Linked DNA regions of Homo sapiens: region 1 is linked to region 2. A link is a contact called in ENCODE Hi-C or POLR2A ChIA-PET data. All regions are on one chromosome and are shown on one strand. Each heading gives the region's core, a stretch centred on a gene start or an enhancer-like site at or near the end of the contact. The rest is flanking DNA. Distances are from core to core; before and after follow the strand shown.

What was found. A loop is a pair of places that touch in the nucleus more often than their neighbours do. ChIA-PET counts read pairs that join two places held with the same protein, here RNA polymerase II (POLR2A). Pooled maps may share reads with other maps.
Region 1: a loop to region 2 is called in a map of gastrocnemius medialis, with 2.9 times the contacts of the local background. The contact joins two enhancer-like sites. A Hi-C loop is called at or near these places in 2 of 168 maps with a recorded cell type or tissue (chondrocyte and gastrocnemius medialis) and 1 of 50 pooled maps. POLR2A ChIA-PET finds 5 or more read pairs at or near these places in 1 of 52 experiments (OCI-LY7).

The regions. Positions count from the first base shown.
Region 1 is chr1:68,195,933-68,200,701 of GRCh38, forward strand. All of the region lies in intron 1 of WLS (Wnt ligand secretion mediator), which reads right to left. The region is part of intron 9 of GNG12-AS1 (GNG12, DIRAS3 and WLS antisense RNA 1); the gene reads left to right. Among named protein-coding and RNA genes, the nearest start is that of MIR1262, 15 kb to the left of the region's middle. RefSeq lists an enhancer at 3,712-4,213. Within about 2 kb of position 2,044, at least 5 of the 41 ENCODE cell types and tissues checked have a DNase peak (open chromatin) inside an H3K27ac peak, as active enhancers do.
Region 2 is chr1:68,147,895-68,152,836 of GRCh38, forward strand. WLS (Wnt ligand secretion mediator) reads right to left here. Exons shown (of 12, transcript NM_024911.7): 6 at 2,294-2,462; 7 at 669-766; 8 at 242-305. The region is part of intron 9 of GNG12-AS1 (GNG12, DIRAS3 and WLS antisense RNA 1); the gene reads left to right. Among named protein-coding and RNA genes, the nearest start is that of MIR1262, 33 kb to the right of the region's middle. RefSeq lists an enhancer at 1-1,030. Within about 2 kb of position 1,382, at least 3 of the 41 ENCODE cell types and tissues checked have a DNase peak (open chromatin) inside an H3K27ac peak, as active enhancers do.

The DNA.
Region 1 (4,769 bases), core at 794-3,293, 49 kb after region 2:
TGATTTATCATATCACTGTTAATCTTTATGTATGTAAGCATGTTTCTGAACATCTGTTCTTTTCCATGCATTAAACTGTCAATTCACGGGTCAGCACAACATTGCTTTGAATTTTATAAATTTATTATTTTTATCAATATCTGCTAGAGTAACTCTCTTCCCCAATCCATTTCAAATTTACATCTTTTTGCTAGGATATTGAAGATTAAATTAAATTTATAAATAATAAATATATAATAATAAATTAATGTGGACAGAATTAGCATCCTTCCCCAGCGTTTAGTTTTCCCATCCAAGAACAGTACTTGTTTCTCCATTGTCTACAATCTGTTTTTAAATTTCTTGGAAAACTTTCATTGTTTTCTTTATGTGGGTCCTACTAGTATATTTTAAAATAGATACATCTATAAACCTTTGAAAGTTAGTAGTTAAAAGAAAGTGTCATCAATTATGGTTTATGTGTGTGGTTTAAATATGTGTATTTCTGTGCATCTGATACTTGGTATATTATGTTTGCAGAAATTCTCTCTTATTTAATAGAGATCAGATAGCAATGGAGAAACATGAAAAGCAAAAAGAAAGTTATATAACGGGAAAAATGTGTATTATTAATATTCTGCCCTACTTCTAATGTTCGAATCCACATTATTTTTCTATTCTATTAAACATCTATTTTAATGATACATTTTTAGTAAAATGTTATGTTTGTAAGAAGTTAGGACAATGCCTATTAATACTTACCAGAAAACTCAACACTACTAAGCTCTAGCTGAACATCCTTCATGTAGAAGGCTGAACACTGCAATACAAGTTGCCACTAACCCCTGCTACAGACGTTTTTCTTTAAAACTCAAAACTGTATCACGAAGACCTCACATCTAATCCATCTAAAATCAGACATCTGACTTATTCTTAGAAATATGAGTCAATCAAACTTTGGTTATCCTGACTCAGCTAAATAGCCCACTGACATTAGAAAAGCCAAATGGCACATTTAACTGAACCCTTTTTAATGTGGTTGGAGAAATAAACAGTGAGACAAAAGTCATGAATTCTATTTTCGGCTAACATACTCAAACTGACTATTTGCTGCAGAAAATAGTTACTACATTTTAAAACTTCTATTCTTCCAAAATGAACCTAACCTTTTTTTCTTTATTTTTTACCTTCTTGAAAAACAAGTCTCTCACTTCTCAGGCCAAAACGAAAAATAACTAGCTGAGTTCCTCAGCTAAGCTCCAAAACCACATTCCAAACTTAATAACAGAGAAGCTGAACACTTTATGGTCACAAAGTCCGCATTTTTAATGAATGCAGTGAACGCCTGCCTTTTTAGGGGCCTGCATTATTTTCATCCTCTCATTAGTCTAGTGTTTCTTCTATAAAGAAAAAAAATCCCAGAAATACTAATATTTTCATAAATATCATGGCAGTGAACTTGGAGAAGCCTCAAGTGCATCTCAAGCTATACTGTGAGAATCACAATTTTTTTCACTTGAATAAATTAGTCCTTGAGTCTCAAAAATGCTTTCCATAACTTCAAAACCTGAAGATAATTCAACATTTTCCGTTTTTCTAATAGTGTTCAAAAGAGAAAACACAAGTATTGCTTGAGAAAGTAAACAGACATCCTGATATTCAAACATGGACAGTTAATGTTCCCCCAATAATATATTTACAGCTCAGTGCAATGTCCTACTCCAGCTAAAAGTGAATTCCCAAGTGTTTCTTTATATAGACAGCATTATCACGTAAACCAAAAGCAAAGCTTACAGCTGGTAGCTGGTCACCTACCATAGAATGTGTTTTCATTAGCTATAGTCAAAATTTTAGCTACATGGGTCACAAATTGTGTCTAGAATCAAAAAAAGTTTGATCTGTCTGTAAATTTTTTTAAAGTGTGTGGGATTAAGAGAAAAGAGCTAAATGGAGGAAGTTTAAATCATCTTCAACCTTTGAACAAGCCACAATAACAGGTATTTGTAATGAAGGCCTTACTTAGTCACTTGCGTGGTTCTAGGGATTAATAGAGTTTGTGTATTCAAGAGGGGGCTGGATAGATTCAGGTCAACAAACTGAGTCATGTTTGCTCAGGTGAAAGCTAAAAATAACCACTCCCCAGTATTCCTAGGAGAGTAATGCAATATTACCCAGCTGCCTCAGCACACATTATAAATGTCTCCTCCACCCACCCATAGTATAAGGTTTAACTGAAAACAAGTAGGCCAAAAACTACTTCTACACCAGACCAATTCAATGACAGAATAATTTGGCCAAAACTAAATATGCCTAGTCACTGTAAACTGGTTAACTCATGGTTGGTTAAGATAGCCTTGGGAATATGCACAGAAGTTATAAAACCATGAGCTATTCATTGAAAATGCAGTCCATTATGAATTCAGTTCTTTTTACTTTATCAAACATGACCATTTTATTTTGTCTGTATTTCAATACAGTATTTTTGGCCTCCACTTTTCCACTACAGCACATGAATTGTGAAATGTGATTCTATATAACATTTAATGTTAAAGTGATATGAAATCAATAAGACTTCTAACAAATTCAAGGTGTGAAGAAATGTACAAACACAACCTGAAGTCTCTATGAAAATTCAGTGGTCCCTCAGTTACACACATTACTATGGCTCACAGTATATTGTCCAAATTTGTCTTGAGTATCTACCATGCACTAGACACTGCCGGTTCTGGAGTAAACCTGATAGGCACCAACCATATGGAACGTACAAATAACGGAGGAAGCAGACAATAAATAAACAATTTCAGGAAAAAATAATTTTGATGAATGTTATATGTAACCTGACATTCCCTGAGAAAGGGCAACAGTCAGATATTTGGGAGGTGGGAGAAATGAATACACCAGAATGACAGAAAAATCCAGTCATCGTTACAACATAACCTTGAATAAAAATGTAAGTGAACAATGACTAAACCTGTAGTACTTCTTTTGGAAGAATATTCATTGACTCCAGTCAGCTTCCTGTTATTTCACTTCAAATGGCTATCCAGTTTACAAATTACTATCTAGCCAACCGCTAGCATTTATCATGCTTAAAATTGAGTCAACATTAAATCATTAGCCCCTATTCCTTCCAGAACCTGTAATTTAAGAGTTAGAGAGAGACAAGACTTGGTTGCCTCTTAGAAAAGTTAAAATAAAACTAAAACAACAGGCTGACATGACACATTGTCTCCATTTAAGCCAACATAGACTATTTATTTCTTTGCTTTATTATGAGTAATGAACATTTCTTTAGCAATCACCTAGGAGCATTACTATTATGCAGGTACCGTACTAACTAAAGACAGAGACGAATGGCCTCCCAGACCCCCATTTGCTCACAGGCTAGTGTGGGAGGCTGAGAAGTTCACAAAGAATTACACCCTGATTGGAAATTTCTTTGACAGAGGTTTGCACAGGATGCTCCAGTTGTAAAAAGAGCTGAGGGTAGCTTTCGGCAGGGCTTAGCCTTGGAAGAGAGCAGGTAATAGCCAAGGGAGAATGGGGGATGGCCAAGGAGGGAAGGTGCTGAGGTAGAGATAGAACATGTGCTGGGTCATAGAATATCTAAAACAATCATATTTTCTGCAGATATCTGTGCTTGAATATTAAAAATTAAAAAGAGATCATTTAACGGTGAAAACTGTAGTACTACTCTTATCTCTGTGTCCACCCTTGCCTTTTCTAATCAGTGGTATAATTCTACTAGAGTGCCTTGGCCTCTGCTCCCAATCATCCCTGCTGTACTCTATAGAGCACCATAAAGAAGGAATAATAAACAGAGCCACACATAACAAAGAACTTTTATTTGGCAGGAATGTTTCCTTTTATGACACCTATCTCTGCCCTGTAAGTAGCCACAAGGCCAGACCAGAGATCTGCTGGAAGGAGGCGGAGTGAGAGGGTAGTCAGGTGGGAATGAAGAAGCTCCCCGTCCTATTCCCACAAATGGCCCCAAAGAGCCTTTGAAGTCTCAGTCATCAGGTAATAATAGCCTTCCTCTAAATTAGAGGAAGAATGTCTGCCTTGCAACAAAGATGATATTTAAAGAATAATCTGCTTTGGGGTACAAGGGGAAGGAATGCAGAGAATAGACCAGTTGAAAAGGTAATTCCTGTTTATAAGAATTAATAATCAGAACAGCACCATTTTAAAAAGTAATGACTTAAAGTAAAAATGGTCAAAGATTTCAGAAATGTTTTAGAGAATTTTATGTTTACAATAGAATTTATCTAACAAAAATGATAGGAACAATACACATTGATTTAAAAACATACAAAAAGTTGGTAGCAGATACTTTCTCCTACTGACTTGAGACATTGATTTAACACCTGAAAACTAATCTCAGTTAAAAAGCTGCCAGCACCATCTCTCCACCTGTAAAAATGTGAATATTTATTTATATTTTATAATTTCATTTTATTTATTCTCTATCTTGTTCCATAAAACATTTTGGGGTACTAGAACTGGTTATTAGCCTTTATTTTTTAAAAATAATTGGGACTGATTTCAACGGATAGAATTAATGTTGGGGCGGGGGTGGGCAGAGACTACAAATTACTTGGTCTATGTCTATATCTTCAAAAGTTTGGGGAGCTTATATTCTCCAGCTATTGCTTTTTTTTTTTTTTTCCAGCTATTGCTTTTGAAACAACAGCTGGGAAATATAAGCTCCTCAAACTTTTGAAGCAATAGCTGAAGAATGAATATAAGCTCCCAAAACTTTTACCTGATCTATGAAGTTGAATGGC
Region 2 (4,942 bases), core at 132-2,631:
TCGGATCCCTCTGCTGTGAGGATAGGCTGTGACCTTCTCATTTTGCCTGCTCTCACCCAGGCTTGAAAGCAAGCAGTAATTCTTCTTATTATTAGCCTTAATTGTGCTGTTATGATTGGCCTGAGAATCAAAGCCCTGGCTGAGTACATATGGGGAGCATCAGCAGAGCCTTAGAAAATGATCTTGGGGACTGGGTGGCCAGGGGAAGAAATAAAACCCTGAGCCCATCAAGGAAGGATACGGCCAGCTCTGTTCCAATGTCTGTAGTCCAGATACTGTAGAAGGGATTCGTGAGTTGTACCCCTCTACAAAGAAAATGAGATGGAAAGGCAAGACACAATTAATACAAAGGCAACGGGAACTTTCCTTTTCACATATTCTTAGCTTTTCAGCTGCAGGGGTGAGGGCTGTATTTAGGCTAAAAAACATTACAGAAATCCTAAAGAGAAATGAAGCTTGTAGAATACATCGGCCCAAATATTTTTCAACTGTAAAGAGCTGTGCCTTTGATTTGATCCCAGACCTTGTCTGAGGATGTGACCACGTCCAGTGCTTCCAAACCAAAGGTTCCCGACCACCATTCTCCTTTTCAAACACTCCTCCTAAAATGACAGGAGTGGGCGTGGTGATGCACAGTTTGGCTCAGTGTCCCACAAACACTTGCTCACCTCTCACACATGTCAAATATGAAGAGGCAGAAGGAGCCAACGGCAATGGGTCCGACTTGCTTCCAATACCCTGCGATGTGGTTCCGCTCGTGCTGATCCTGAGGAAAACCAAATTGAGAAGGGAGATAGAGGGGAGAGGAAGACCAAGCAATTCTATGGGGGAGTCAGCATTCGAAGGACACTTGCCGACCACCTATTGTGTATCAAGCACTATGCTAGATTCTAGGTATGAGAACAAAGAAGATGAAAATCTCTTCTTCAGGAGCTCATCTCTGTGGGGGAGTCTGGCACATACGTAGAACATGACAAAGCCCAGCCATAAGGGCTCTGAGAGTAATAAGAACAGGATGCCATGGGAACACAAAGAAAGGCCTCGGCTCCCAGGCAGGGGACATTTTGTGGTCCACAAAATAACTCATTCTGAATTAAATTTCTACGTGACTTGTAACTTGTGTTTATAAAAGTGACTGATCCTCAGAAGACAAAGTAAAGACATTAAAGCATTTAAATATGTAAAGTGTGTCTATTATGGTGAGGAAAATAGGCATATTTTCTCCCCATCCTTATTAAAACCAGGAATGAGTCCCCTTGATAAACAAAGACACCAAGAGAAAGAAAAGGAAGGAATGTAGAATGAGAAAAAAGGGAAAGCAAAGATGATCTTAGCCTCCAGGTGGGGCCCCAGGTGGGTCAGTCCACACCAGCTCCCTGCGGACAATCCTTGGCTGGCTTCCTGGTGCTGGACCAAGTTCCATCCACTCCCCCGCCCTGCTGCTGAGGCCTCATTCTCAGCGCATCTCTGCTGGAGGACACCTCATGGAGAAAGACCCCTTAATGTAGACAGTTTAGCAGTAGGAAGAAGTCTCTCTCTCTGCTCTCACACTGCTCTCCTGGAAGGGCAGCAGGACTTGAGAGGTCTGGTTTTCATGATTGAGCCATAATGGAATTTAAAAACAGTCCACTCTGCTGTGAAGCCCATGTGCCTGACGTGAAGACCAAGTTCCAGCTGGCATATCATCTTAGCCACAATGTGATGATGACACCATTCTTATTTTTAACCATGGTACCTTCAATCCCTCTTGAAATATGATTTGGTGTCTGTGCAAACTGAGGAGACCGGGAAGGTCTGTATTTCAGAGTAATAGGGGTTACTAGGCCACCTGGACACATTGCCAGCTGGAAAGAGCCAGGCCCACATTCTCTGATGGTTAACCTGTATTCCTGGGGACAGGACAAGCAGGGCAGAAGCCAGCAGACAAGAAACTCAAGCTCAAGGGCAAGAAATAATACTAATCATTAGAATGTGTGTGTTTATCTTAAGTTACTCACATTCTGTCATTTAATTCTCATGAAAACCCCATGCAGTAGGTCTTTACATCCCATTTTATAGATGAGGGACCCGAGATTCAGAGTGATAATGTCATTTGCCTAAAGCCACTCAGCTGGTCAGCAGGTGGTGAAGCAGGAATGTGAACCAGAGGGTCTGCCTCCAGAGTTCCCACTTGTAACTACTAGTTTATTCTGTCTCACCCACTGCTGACTAGAGGCAAAGGGGGGCAGGTGTCAGCTTGGCAGCCTGCACAGAGCAGCTGGTACAGACGTCTGTCCCTCCCGGCGGCTCTTACCATCATGTGCTCGCCACAGAAGATGATCCAGAAGGACAGAAGCATCGCATAGAAGATGCCCTGTCGGATGTCACCAAACAGCAGCATCCAGGTCCAGTCAAACCCGATGGAAAACCATTCCACTGGGATATTGATAAAGGTCATGGAAATCCCAAGGGCAAAGATGACTCTGATGGTGAGAAAATATCAGGACAGCCACTTTATTCATCTGGAAGGCAGATTTTCAAACAATTCCCCGAATTCAGTTTTGAGACATGAGATGTTACTTATTGGGTCTGAAGCCATATGATCAATTTCTTCTGCACAGAGATGCAAAACGTCCTATGTAGTTGGCACTGCTGCAGAATGAGGGAGTGCTATACCAACCTTTCTATGGAAGTGAACCTGACCTCCTTAATGCCTCACACTTTACTTTGGTACCACTGCAGATGGCAGTCTTCCTATAATGTTTGTGTCCCCTTGCCTTCTCACCCAGGCCTCAGTGAGTACAATTGTCCTCTTTCACCTATTCAGGTTATCATTCATCTGATCATTAAGAACACTCATTATTATTGTGATATCCTCAGCAACTATGAATTATATAAGCATATTTGTTTCAATAATACATGACTCCAAACACATTTGAAATGTAAATTCTCTTGACTGCTTGTTTAGCTTTTATTTTACTCTTCCCCTGTCACACTAAGAACTGCCAATTCTCTACTAAAATATAATTCTTAAGTCACTGATTTATTCATACTTTTTTCCATCCCCTTGAAACACATATGTTAATTAAGCACAGATCATGTACCAGGTATTGTGTTAGCACTATGGAATCCTAAATGAACAGGACCTGTTTTTTCACTCACGGGAGATACAGTTAGTAGAGGAGCCAGATAAAGAGACAACTGAATAGATTAGGATCAGGAACATCATAGAGTTTTAAAGCATAGAGGGCTGCTACCAGGACTTCTGACTTTGACACAGACAGGAATGGAGCTGACTTGTGAGTCAAAGTGAGGGAAGTGGAAAGGGTGTTTGGAGGAGAGGGCAGAGCCTGGATGGAGGCATAGAGGCCTGGAAGAACCTGCTGCATTTGGGGATCTGCATGTGGCACATCAGGAAATGACAGGACATGAGACCAGAGAAACAAAGAGGGCTGTGCTCATGAAGAAACTTGCATACCCCACTGGAGAACTGAAATTTATCTTGAAGAGACTTTTTATTGGAATCCAATAAAAAGTTTAAACAATGGAGTGACATGATTCATTCAAAAAATATTTATTAAACTCCTACTATGTGTCAGTCACTATTCTAAGATGCTGGGAATATAACTGTGAACAAGAAAAGCAAGGATTGTGCTCTTGTGATGCTTGCATAGAGATGGAATGAGAGAGGGAGTACAAGAAAAAGATAATAAATGAAGAATGAGCATCATGAAAAAAAAAGCTAGGCAAGAGAGTGGAGAGCAATGGGGATGTGATTTTACGTAAGGTGGACAGACGAAGAGATCAGCAGGTGTGAAGGCCCTGGGGTGTGGGTTTGAGCACAATAAAGGGGGCTGGTGGGTGGTGGAGAGGACAAGTGACAAGATCAGAGGTGGAAGGCACCCAATCATCAAGGGGCTTATAGGTCAGGGCAAAGGAGATGAAAAGCCAGTGGAGAGCTTTGAGCAGAGGGGTGACAGGATCTGATTAACACTTGAAAGGGGGCACTCCTGGCTATCCTGTGAATAGGCTGCAGGGAGGCACGTGATGGAAGCAAGGAAAGGGGTTGCGAGGCTGTTCCCACTGATCCAGGTGAGAAGCGATGGTTGGTTAGTTAGATTAGGGTGGCAGCAGTGGAATTGGTGAGATTTCCTGGTGAGGTTGATGAGAAGTGTGAAAAACAGAGACATACAGGATGACTCACTGCTACATTTCCAGTCTGAACAACTGAAAGGATGGAGTTGCCTTTTACTGAAATGGGGATCCTGGGAGGGAATAGGTTGGAAATGGGACACAATCAAGTGTTGTTCTTGGTACATGTGACATTTTCAATGCAAATGAAGACATTAAGTAAAGAGCTGGAATATTTGGGTCCAGAGTTGGGAGAGGCTGAGGCTAAAGATACAGATTAAGAGTCATCAGAGAATAGATGATTTTTCAGACCACAAAGGTAGGTGAAATCAACCCCCCTAGGGAAAGCACAGCTAATAAAGAGAAGAGGTCCAAAGCAGGTGCCCCAGTCCCAAAGTCTAAGAGTCTGGAAAGATGGAAGGAGACAGGAATGGAATCTAAATGCTGGTCAGCAAAGAAGAATGACCAACAGAAGGGTAGAGGAGACTCTGGGAAGAAAAACTGATCAATTATGTCAGATGCTGGGATGAATAAAAAAAAAGTGAGGAACAAAAAATGACCTTTGGATTTGGACTATGAAGGTTGTTGGTGATCCCGTGAAAAGCAGTTTTAGTAGAGTGGTGGAGATGAATCCAGACTGGAAAGGACTCAAGAGAGAACAGAGGAGAAGACATATGCACAAGGTTTTTGAGAAGCATTGCTGTAAAGAGGAGCAGAAAAAGGGTATGTGGCTTCAGGGGGAAGTGGGAAATGGGAGAATTTTGTCTAAGAATGGGAGATGGCAGGACATGTTTGTATATTAATAGAATCCAGCAGAAAGGGAGAAGTCAAT